Regions from separate parts of the Homo sapiens genome. Here region 1 is linked to region 2. A link is an interaction called in ENCODE POLR2A ChIA-PET data of the cell type or tissue named here. Cell type or tissue: GM12878. All regions are shown on one strand. Links, peaks and the distances in the headings refer to the core of each region. The heading gives the core; the rest is flanking DNA. Region 1 overlaps ZDHHC14 (zDHHC palmitoyltransferase 14). Region 2 has its middle 9.3 kb from the start of ARID1B.

Evidence for each region. Peaks named below come from ENCODE experiments on the same cell type or tissue, not always from the same donor. Only the 100,000 strongest peaks of a DNase experiment are listed, where the experiment ranks them.
Region 1: POLR2A ChIA-PET joins it to region 2 with 9 read pairs; 1 of 35 experiments calls an interaction of 5 or more read pairs at or near these places.

Annotation. Positions count from the first base shown.
Region 1 is chr6:157,497,941-157,503,325 of GRCh38, forward strand. The region is part of intron 1 of ZDHHC14 (zDHHC palmitoyltransferase 14); the gene reads left to right. Among named protein-coding and RNA genes, the nearest start is that of MIR3692, 28 kb to the right of the region's middle. In GM12878, for the core only: no CTCF peak of the experiment used is centred there; a DNase peak (open chromatin) is centred at 1,041.
Region 2 is chr6:156,765,362-156,770,746 of GRCh38, forward strand. No RefSeq gene overlaps it. Among named protein-coding and RNA genes, the nearest start is that of ARID1B, 9.3 kb to the right of the region's middle. RefSeq lists an enhancer at 2,507-2,566. In GM12878, for the core only: no CTCF peak of the experiment used is centred there; a DNase peak (open chromatin) is centred at 2,920; H3K4me3 peaks cover 1,279 bases; H3K27ac peaks cover 1,385 bases.

The DNA.
Region 1 (5,385 bases), core at 143-5,142, 730 kb after region 2:
ATGCCAATATCTCAGCATTGTTTGATGAAGACAGTAAGGGCAACAGGAGGAACAGGAGCTTTCCATAATCCCTTAACGTGGAAAACTCTGCTTTTCTTCATCTGGAACCTGGAATAATATTTGTCTTGCCTCCTGAACTTGTTACATGAAAATGCTTTGAAAACTAAAATGATGCACTATGAATGGAGGACATGTTAGCAATAAAGAGCCGGGGGGCTGGGTGCAGTGGCTCATGCCTGTAATTCCAGCAGTTTGGGAGGCTTAGGTGGGCGGATCTCTTAAGGCCAGGAGTTCGAGACCAGCCTGGACAACATAGTGAGACCACATCTCAAAAAAAAAAAAAAATTCAGAGAAGTGAGAGGCAGATGTAGACTTGGAGAGTGGAAGGTAGAGCGCAGCCCTTACAGTGGATATAATTTTGACATTTGTGGCTGAGGAGAGTGTCCAGGAAGAATGAATAGGATGAGCAGAGGTGGAAAAGTGTAAATTGGGGAAAGAGAATATTGATCAAATTGATGAGTTTGGCTGATATGGTGAGTTACTGTGTATCTTTCAGCCGGTATTTGGAGGCAAGTCCAAATCAGTGACTCGAGGGATTTGGTGCAGAACAGTAGGTACTGTTAGACAGATATTATTATCATTGCACTGATATTATTATTTGTGGAAGGTCTTTGAGATAAACATGATCTCTTCAGTATCTTTGTAAACATCTGTCCCATTGAACAGGGAGAAAACATATTTTTGAAACAGATGTTAGCACCTTATTCATACTGTCTCTTGTCCTGCTTTATTTCTTTTCATGTAAAAAAGTTAAAATAGAAAACAGCAAATTCAGATAAAGGTGGTAGTATATCCAGAGAATAGTGCAAAAACATCTGTCAAGCTAAACTTGGGACTTTATTAATAGGTTAAAGCCGCCTATGGCTGTTATCTGTTTCCATTGCATTGAGTTCAGTGGTTGTTATGCTGGAACAGCTGAGCAGATTTTTACCTCCTGTGCTTAATATTAATTTGATTCATATGGGTTCTTAATAGCTCTGGTGAAGTGGAACTGTGTTTGACACTACTTTTGTTTGTGGTTAGATGATGTATTCAGTTCTGAAACTTGAAGAGAAAAAAAAAAAGAAAATGCTGATAACCTGCCCAGTTTTAATCCCATTTGCCCCCTGTAGCTCATAAAACTCTTGTAGCTAAACTTCCACTGGGGATCAGAGAACACTTTTGGTGTGTCGGCACTGCTGTTTCATCTTTTGCTGTGGAGCTGTGTTTTAGTCTGTTTAGGCTGGCAAAATACCCTAGATTGGGTAGCTTAAAAACAGACTTCTTGGAGTTCTGGAGGCTGGAAAGTCCAAGATCAAGAGTCCAGCAGATCAGGTATCTTGTGAGGGTGGCTTCCTGGTTTGCGGGTGGTGCCTTCTCCTTGTGTCCTCGTGTGGCTGAGGGAGCCAGCCCCAGGCTCTTCCTCTTCTTCTAAGGACACTAATCCCATCATGGGGCCCCACACTTATGATCTCATTTAACTTGTGTCACCTCTCAAAGCCCCCCACCCCGATATCATCCCATTGGAAGTTAGGGTTTCAACATATATATGAATTTTGGGGAACCCATTCGCTCCATAGCAAACAGCATTTGGTTTGAGACCGTCAGTCCAGAACCTGCCTCACCAAAAGGGTTTTGTTACTGCCATTCCCCATGGACTTCTTTACAAGGGATGCTCCTGGGATGACAGCAACATGACGATGGTGTTCCATGTCACAGGATGAGCAAGTTTTTGCTACTTGGATCACCCTATGCATATAAGCAACCACCTGCTTATCATAATGGTCTAAAATATTTCACTTGAAGAAGTAGGGATGTGTTTGAATTTTATAACTCTTAGGTCTTCAGCTCACAGGAGACAAATCGATTGATTGATTCATTCATTCATTCAACGAATATTTGCTGAGGACTGAGGAATATTCTAGGTGCTAAATAATTTAGCCATGAATGAGACAAAATCCCTGCCTTCAAGGGGCTTATGTTCTAGTAGGGATGTCTGACAATGAGGAAGTCCACAAATATATGTATAACATAATATCAGATTATTATGACTGATAGAAGAAAATTAAGAAGGGTGAAGCAGTAGACCATGACTTGAGGAGATGAGGCTGTGTTAGATTAGTTAGTCAGGGAAGGCATATATTTGAAGAGGTGACACTGAGCAGAAATCTGAAAGAAGGGATTGAGACTTGAATATATGAGGGAAGAGCATTCCAGGGAGAGGGAACAGCTAGTGCAAAGGCCCTGAGGTGGGGATGAACTTTGCATGTTTGAGGCATGGGAAGAAGATCAACGTCACTGGAGTGCAGTGGAGAACAAGAGAGTGAGTGGGAGGAAGAGGATGCCACTGAGAGAGCTAGGGGCCAGATCAGGTAGGGCCTTAAAGACCATGGTGGGGACATTAGGTTTTGTTCTTAGTATAACTGGAAGTCATTTTTAAAAGATTACTCTAGCTGCTGTGTAGAGAGTGGGACGTAAGGGGGCAGGAGAGGAAATGGGAAATTACAGAAGCTATCATAAGATTTCAGTTGAGAGACGAGGGTGGACTTGGACCAGGGCTCATGATGGAAGAGATGGGAAGTAACTCGAATTAGGAGCATTTTGACAGTGACACGATTTGCCAGTGGATGAATGTGGGGTGTGATTATCAGGGAAACAGCTTTGCTCTTATTCTCCAGGTAGAGATGCTGTGGACCACAACCATGAACCCCCACCCACTGCCCAAGAACAGACATGGTCCATCGTGGTGGAATCCGTGGCCCTTTCATGAAAGTGAAGGATGGACAAAGCCTTAAAATGGCTTCCATCACTTAAAAGTTTAAAACATTTTAAATGTGATTCATTTTCTGTGAAGAATAGAACCAAGATTTTGCTTGCTTTGTATCACCTTTTAAAACCCTTTTCTCAGTAACCTTTCAAAACCACAGCCGATGTTCCTTAGTTGGAAAAATTAAGTAGATTGCAATTTCCAGGAAGACAAGACCCATCATCGTGGGCACGTTATGAAGTTCATTATTTAGCATATTGGAAAGATTGGATTTGTTTACAGTTTCTTCTGCTGGATGGTAATCCTAGACAGAATCAGCACAGTTAATGGTGAAAAAGAGGCAAATAATGAAAATTCAGATTTTTCTCTTCCCATTTCTGGTAGTTCAGATTTTAGATAATTTTCTTTTAGACACAATACCCTGTTGGCTTGACTCATTTTGGATTTCTGGTTTCCTTTTGTTCTGTCATTATTTTTTCCTTCCTTCCTCCAAGTCTGTTTATCACATTTTTCCCCTGTAAAAATAATTTGACATACTTTATATGGTTTCTAAATTTGTCTAAGACAACTATGCAATTGTTTAGGGTGCTTTTGTAAAAAAAACAATGTACAGAATTAAAATAATGTGATTTGGGGGAAGTGTCAACTATTTCTTGGTCTTTTTCCAAGAACAATTATTCCAGGAATCTGTTGTATTCTAAATTAGCTGTATCTTTCTTATTCTTTAAGATTGCATTTACGGCCTGTGATTAGATATTTTCATAACACTGAAATTTAAGCCTTGACATTAAAATGATGTCAGCTCTTGTTTTGTATCCATGAACATGCAAAGTTATTAAAAAGTGCATTCATGTTCAGAGAGCTCTTGCATTTCTAAAGTTAGTATTGTTTTATTTTGGAATGTACTGACAAGACTAGCACTCCTGTTGCTGATTTCCTCATGCAAACAAAGGCCATGATTTTTGCATTTTACTGGTTCATGGAGCTGGTAGTTTGTAGCAGAGTATCAATGGTTAGTTTTATGTTGAATCTGATTTGGTAAGATTGTTGTTCTCCAGCTGACATAGTTATTGCTCAGATTCTCTATTGTTAAGAATATAATTTAATTGAATGATGCCTTACTTCTCCTAAAGAGGAAAAATATTTCAGCTTCTTCAGGACACAGGACTGTGTTTTAGTCTGGAAGGATTCTAAGGCCAAGACTCAGCCTTTGACCACACATGGCCACCGTGGAGGTCAGTCTTCATGCACTCCCCCAATGGCATTAACACCACAGATATGTACGGAGCACTTATGATGTATTCTCATAATCCACCCAACAGTCTTGAAGTGTTCTTCTTGCTGCAATTGAGAAGTTAATTGAATCTCAGAGACAGTAGATGTCTTTCTCAGGGCCCACAGGAGTAACCAGCAGGACCAGTGGTCACATCTGGTGGAAAGGAGGCTGCAAAGTACAGGACAGCATAACACCTTCCTTTAAGATATGCACAGCCTAGAAGGGAAGACCAAGAAAGTCATTATAGAAACGGCAAGAAGACCATTGCATGTAAGCAAGGACACCGTGACTGTATGTGAGCCAAAAGTGTCCCCATACATGTTGAGAGAGAGTGGATGACAGAGCAGTCAGGCAGTAGCTGTGGGAGCAGTAGTCAGGAGATTTCTTCACATTTAATTAGCAGCAACTATTCTGAATGATCCTGTTCAAGGGTTTTCAAAACCTGCCTTGGAAAGAAAGTCCATGCTCAGCAACCCCAAATTTCTGAGTCTTGTCCCTGCTACCTGATCCCCATCTCACACCACTCACCTCCTCCTGCCTGGAGATGATGAGGGATCTCAGGCTTATCTATACATGTCCACCTGTTGCTACTGCCCAGCTGCCCACATGTGCTAGTAATGCTACTCATGGCTCATAGTTTTTGTTGTGTTTGTTTTTGTTTTGTTTTGTTTTGTTTGTTTGTTTTTTAGACAGGGTCTTGCTCTGTCACCCAGGCTGGAGTGCAGTGGCATGATCTTGGCTCACTGCAACCTCCGCCTCCCAGGTTCAAGCGATTCTCCTGGCTCAGCCTCTCAAGTAGCTGGGATTACAGGTGCCCATCACCATGCCCAGCTAATTTTTGTATTTTTAATAGAGATGGGGTTTTACCATGTTGCCCAGGCTGGTCTCGAACTCCTGTCCTCAAGTGATCAACTTGCCTTGGCTTCCCAAAGTATTGGAATTACAGGCATGAGCCACCGCACCCGGCTGTGTTTGTTTTTAAACTACACAACTTGTATCAGGATGCTCTTGGTTGAAGTAGCAGAAAGCCAGGTTCAAATTGCCTAAAGCAGCAAAGCAACATATTGATTTGCCTAAATTGGCACCCAGAGATAGCAGGCTCCATGTTGGTCTGTGTGACAGTTGAGCAGTGTGATCGGGGACTCTGGTGGTTCTCATCTGTCTGCTCAGCCCTCCACACCGGCCACCTTCCTCTCTGATTGCTTCTCCTCGTGGGCCCAGGATGGCTGCCAGAAGCAGGTGGGTCCATGTGCTTCCTCTTTCACATCCAGTGTCAGACACATCCTGGCTTCCCACTGCTGCT
Region 2 (5,385 bases), core at 332-5,331:
GGCACCATGGTGGACTGGAGGGCCACGGGGCAGTGAGGCCTGAAAGAAAAGGAGCAGATAGGGGCTGCCTTAGGGTTGGGAGGCTGTGGCTAGGAGGACAAGAAGTTGGTGAAGGAAACAGAAAGTGTGGAAGAAGCTAGAATGGTCTCAGGGAAATCAGGGAAGGGGAAAAATAATTTTGAGACTCACAGAGTCACCGGTGGCCACTAACTGGTCCATTCGCCACAGGAAACTGAAGTCTGTCAGTAGGTGCCTCTTTCAGGTGGAGGACCGCCATCTGCCCTTGAGACTTCCATCCCACCCACACCCCTGAGTCCTCCCGCACATATCTGGCACTTAGAAGGGCTTATATCATGTAAACAGACCTCCTATCTCAGCTCTAATCCGCAGGAGTAGAATTAGTTACAAAACACCACGCTCCAGATATCAATACATATTTCTAAAAGATGGAAGCAGGGGAAAGCCAAGAAAAGACAAGAGGGTTTTTCTAGAAGAAAGAAGGTAATGAGAAATCAGAGATGGAAATTTTCCAGGAACCAGATGAGGCTAGAAATTAGAATGTGGCAGGGGTTATGGAATAAAATGGAGTCAGTGGGGCCAATTGTTTAAGGAATTTCTCTCTGGAAAATCAGCAAGGAAGAATACTAATTGGAAAGGCTAAGAGGGTCTTACTCATCTTCTACAGTTTTATGTTTGTTTGTTTCTGAGACAGGGTCTCTTGCTCTGTTGCCCAGGATGGTGCATAGTGGCATGATCATGGCTCACTGCAACCTCAACCTCCCAGGCTCAAGCAATCCTCCCAGCTCAGCCTCTCAAGTAGCTGGGACTGCAGGAGTGCACCACCACACCTGGCTAATTTTATTTTTTATTTTTTTTGTAGAGACTGGGTCTCATTTTGTTGCCCAGGCTGGCCTTGAACTCCTGGCCTGAAGTCACCCTCCCACCTAGGCCTCCCAAAGTGTTGGGATTACAAGTATGAGCCATCGCAACCATCCATCTTCTACAGTTTTAACCTCAAGCCTAAAATTGCTATGACTTCCATGAATTATCTCACATTAGTAAGAGGATCTAGCCTGGCTAATGATACATGTATCAAATGATAAATTATAGTTTGTAACATTGTTTTTTTCCTAGACCCAGTGATGTCTTTAGTAACCATGTCTGGCTGTGTCTCTCGCTCTCTCTCTGTCATTCTACCTCTCTCATCCCTCCCTCTTCTTCCCCACTTCTGTTCCCTTCCAGTTTCTTCCTTCCTTGTCCTCTTCTCCACATCACTGTGGGTGACATGGACTCTCATATCTGTGCATGAACCAATCCTTGTCATTGCAGCCAAAGGGACCCACGTGGGCCCACATGGTAGGGTGCAGGTTCCAGAGGCCTAGGGCCAGCAGCTTCCTTTACTTCCCTCTTCCCTCCTGCCTTGGTACCAGCCTCCTTTTGTAGCGGTAGAGGATCTATGGTGCTTCGTCATCACCTCTAAAGTAAAAATGTTCTACATCATCCCCTGTCCTATGTAGCCACAGAATCATGGCATTAACTTGGGCTTGCCTGGAAAAGAGCCCCCCCTACTGCATGACCCTCCTTCTCAGTACCCATCTCCATCTATCAAGAGTCTATCATGCCATGGTCAGCGGTGGCAAACCCTGGGATTCCAGCTTTGAGGGAATGGGTTGAGGATCCATGAGACTGAACTGTTCAGAAGGAAAGAAAAACTTTTCCAATATTTAGGTATGTTCTCCTTTTCATACCTTCAGCTCATTAATATCTAGGGCTGGGTCTGAGGGGATATTGTGCAGGAAATAGACTTTGTCCCCACCATTCAGCCTCCCATTCACTGAGGTCCCTCCTCCTGCTTCAGCCCACCTTCTTTCTGGCATCCACATCCTCTTTCTCATCTCCTCTCCTTCATCAAAGCAGGCTTTCAGAAACAGATCCAAAATATGTTCATAAGAAGGTGTAAATAACTGATACAAGTTTAAGGTATTACTTGTTAGAAGCAAATTTGTATTTTGACAAGGCTCAAAGCCTTTGCGGAAAAGAATAAATCCATAAATCTTTAATGGAGAAAGTTTAATTACATAGCAGGAGAAATGCTTGGGGTTGAGTGGAGTATACCTGGTTTTCCTGAAAGCATACAACACACATCTATTCTACTTAGACATTAACACACACACACACACACACACACACACACACACACACACACTCCTCAAACCTTATCTGTTTAATTCCAGGCAATATGTTAAGTACTTACATATACTTTCTCATTTAATTCTTACCCCCAGAAATTGTACGAAGTAGATATTTAGTGTCTCACGTACATCCTGGTACACACGAAGGTCAGCACATTGCCCAAACTTGCACGGCCTGTAAACATGGAGCTGGGATGCGAATCTACCCTCTTTCCACAGATCATGAAGCCCCCGGCAGGAATACTCCATCCTTGTGGCGAGGAGGAGTAGTTTTCCTGTTTGCCTCCTGGGTTGCTATGTTAAGGAACATGTAGAGCTTTAAGTACCTTTTCTTGTAAGTCATCTTTAAAAGGCCTCTTAATCATCTTTGTTTTTCTCTGAACTCCCCAGAGTCTGTGTGTGTCATCCTCATAATGATTTGCTTGAAATGAAACACAGTGGCCTGGTCTATTTTCACTTTTCAGCCTATGCAGGATATAAAAATAAACAGCATATGGTGAAAAGTTAATGAGATTTAAAAAAATAAGTTCACTTAAAATAATCCATGGGGTTTTCTACATGTGTTCTTGGTCTGGTTTCAAAAACCACAGGAGTTTTACTATGCTTTAGAAAAGGGTAAATATTTTGCATTGTTTCTATTGGGGTCAATGGGAAACCAATCTTGTAGAATCAGCACTAATAATCATGTTGTTTGTAAACAACTGCCATGCTAGACTAGTACAGACCAAGCCTTACTGTTATGTGCCCAAGCGTTAAAACATGTACATAGCAACTCTGCAATGCTCTCTACAGTTGCGAATCTCATGCCTACACAATAGTCCCTTAGCTAACAAGAATGAGGAAGTCTACCTGGAGGAAGATGGTAAGTCAGACAGACTTCCTTTCTTAGAGCAGTAGCCCTCTGAACACAGCTGGAAACATGTTACCTTGATAGGTAGAAACCACCTTTTAAGAAAAATGCTCTCTGCCTTATTTTTGTATTTTTTGGTGGGGGGCGGGGGGCGGCGTGCAGGGGGACAGGGTCTTGCTCTGTCACCCAGGGTGGAATGCAGTGGTACAAACATGTTTCACTGCAGCCTCAGACCTCCCGGGCTTAAGCGATCCTTCCACCTCAGCCACCTAAGTAGCTGGGACTACAGGTGCGTGCCACCATGCCCACCTTTTTTTTTTTTTAGAGATCGGGTCTTACTATGTTTGCCAGGCTGGTCTTGAACTGCTGAGCTCAATCCTCCTGCCTGGGCCTCTCAAAGTGCTAGAATTACAGGTGTAAGCCAACATGCCTGGCCTTCTCTGCCTTTTAAGTAATTTTTTAAGTTAGGAATCCTGTATTTATTTATTTTATTGAGACAGGGTCTCACTCTGTTGCCAAGGCTTGTGTGCAGTGGTGTGATCACTGCTTATCGCATCCTCCAACCTCCCAGGCTCAAGTGATCCTCCCACCTCAACCTCCTGAGTAGCTGGGACCACAGGCACATACCATCATGCTTAGCTGATTTTTGTATTTTTTGGTAGAGATGGGGTTTCGCCATGTTGTCCAGGATGGTCTCAAACTCCTGGGCTCAAGCAACCCACTCGCCTCAGCTTCCCAAAGTGCTGGGATTACAGGCATGAGCCACTGTGTCCAGCCTGTCTTTATTTTAAATGACCAGCATAGTCATTGCTGCTTTAGCTACATCAGTTCTCTGCTCTGAAAGAAACAATTAATTTGAAAATGCATGTAATAATTTTATTTGCATGTTTGGATTCAGCCATAAAATTATGTTGACAATTGAGCCCCCACTGTGGGTTCAGGAATGTTCTGAGTGTGGTAGACAATATAACAGAAATTGAAGACAGGGACTTTGTCCTTGAGAAATTGATCCATCCAGCTAGGGAGATGAAAATTACCTTAATAAAGTACAGTTATCAAACACTTCTGGTGTGCCAGGTGCTGTGCTCAGAGCTTTGAAGACCTTATTTCACTGAATCCTCAGAAACCTGGGGAAGTAAGCACTACTGCGATCTGTGTGTTATACAGGAGTAAACCAAGGTTTGGGATGTTTACAAACTCTTCAAAGGGTTGTTGTGAGGATTATGTGAGAAACCATAATGCATTATATCAGTTGGGTTTACATGTGATTTTCTACAAAAAAAAAAAAAAAAAGAAAGAAAAAGGGGGAAAAAAGACCAAAACAAAGCAAAAAATACCAGAAGCTTAAACAAGACAGAAGTTTATTCTTATTTCTCATACACGAAGTCAGGAGGTAGACAGCAGCTGAGCTGCCCTGAGCAGCTCCGCTTGAGCGTGTGGACGTACTGACTTCCAAGGGAATATGCAAAATGTCGATTTTTTTAAACAGGTGGTCATGTGCCCAGCTAAACACTGGGGCTTCTGTAACTAAAGGTGGGAAGAACAGATATTGGGTTAGTTAGGCAACTTGCTTCTCTGCCGTATGTATGCAAAGTGCCAGACACGGGATAAACATACTAAGTGGTATGTAATAACAGTTACAAAGCTCAATGCAGCCTAGAGGTGGTTTGGTTCATTGATTAAATACAACTCTTTGTGTCTGAGGTTTTCTCTTTTTTACGCTTGTGCACTATCCCTAAACAGGTAAGTGAATGAGAACAAGGGAGGGTGTACCGCAGGCCGGGGGCATCCCCATCCCCGCTTGGGCCAGCTTCTCCTTTACCTTTTCCAGAGATTCGAGGTGGTTTGCCCTAAGGTTTCACACCTGTGTGAAGGTGGCAGGAAGCAGCCAAGTCATGATGCAAAGCAAGGACGCTGCCCAGGCCTGGGCATTTCAGCTTCTGCTTGCCTCTCCTGCTCCCTCTCAGCACCTGTGAATGACAGCTCAGGTCTCTGGCAAATGGGAAAAACCCAGGACATGCCAGTCACATTGGACAAGACATCCTCTGTATCAGTGACAACAAGCAAGACGCCCCTCATGCTGTGCAAGCAGGTGGCCCTGAGAAAGGGTTGGTTGTAACTCATGGTTAGGTGTCTTGAATTTGGTCCATTTATTTTGAAAGGTTTTCCATGGATCATCTCAATCTCACAAATTCCTAGATAACAGAGAAGATGCTCAGGCTACAGAATGTTCCCACTGTGTGGAGTTGAGGAGTTGTCCTCCGCCTCTTAAACCTTGAAGCTTGCTTTTTCTTTTGAGACAAGTTCTCACTCTGAGGCCCAGGCTGGAGTGCAGTGGTCTGA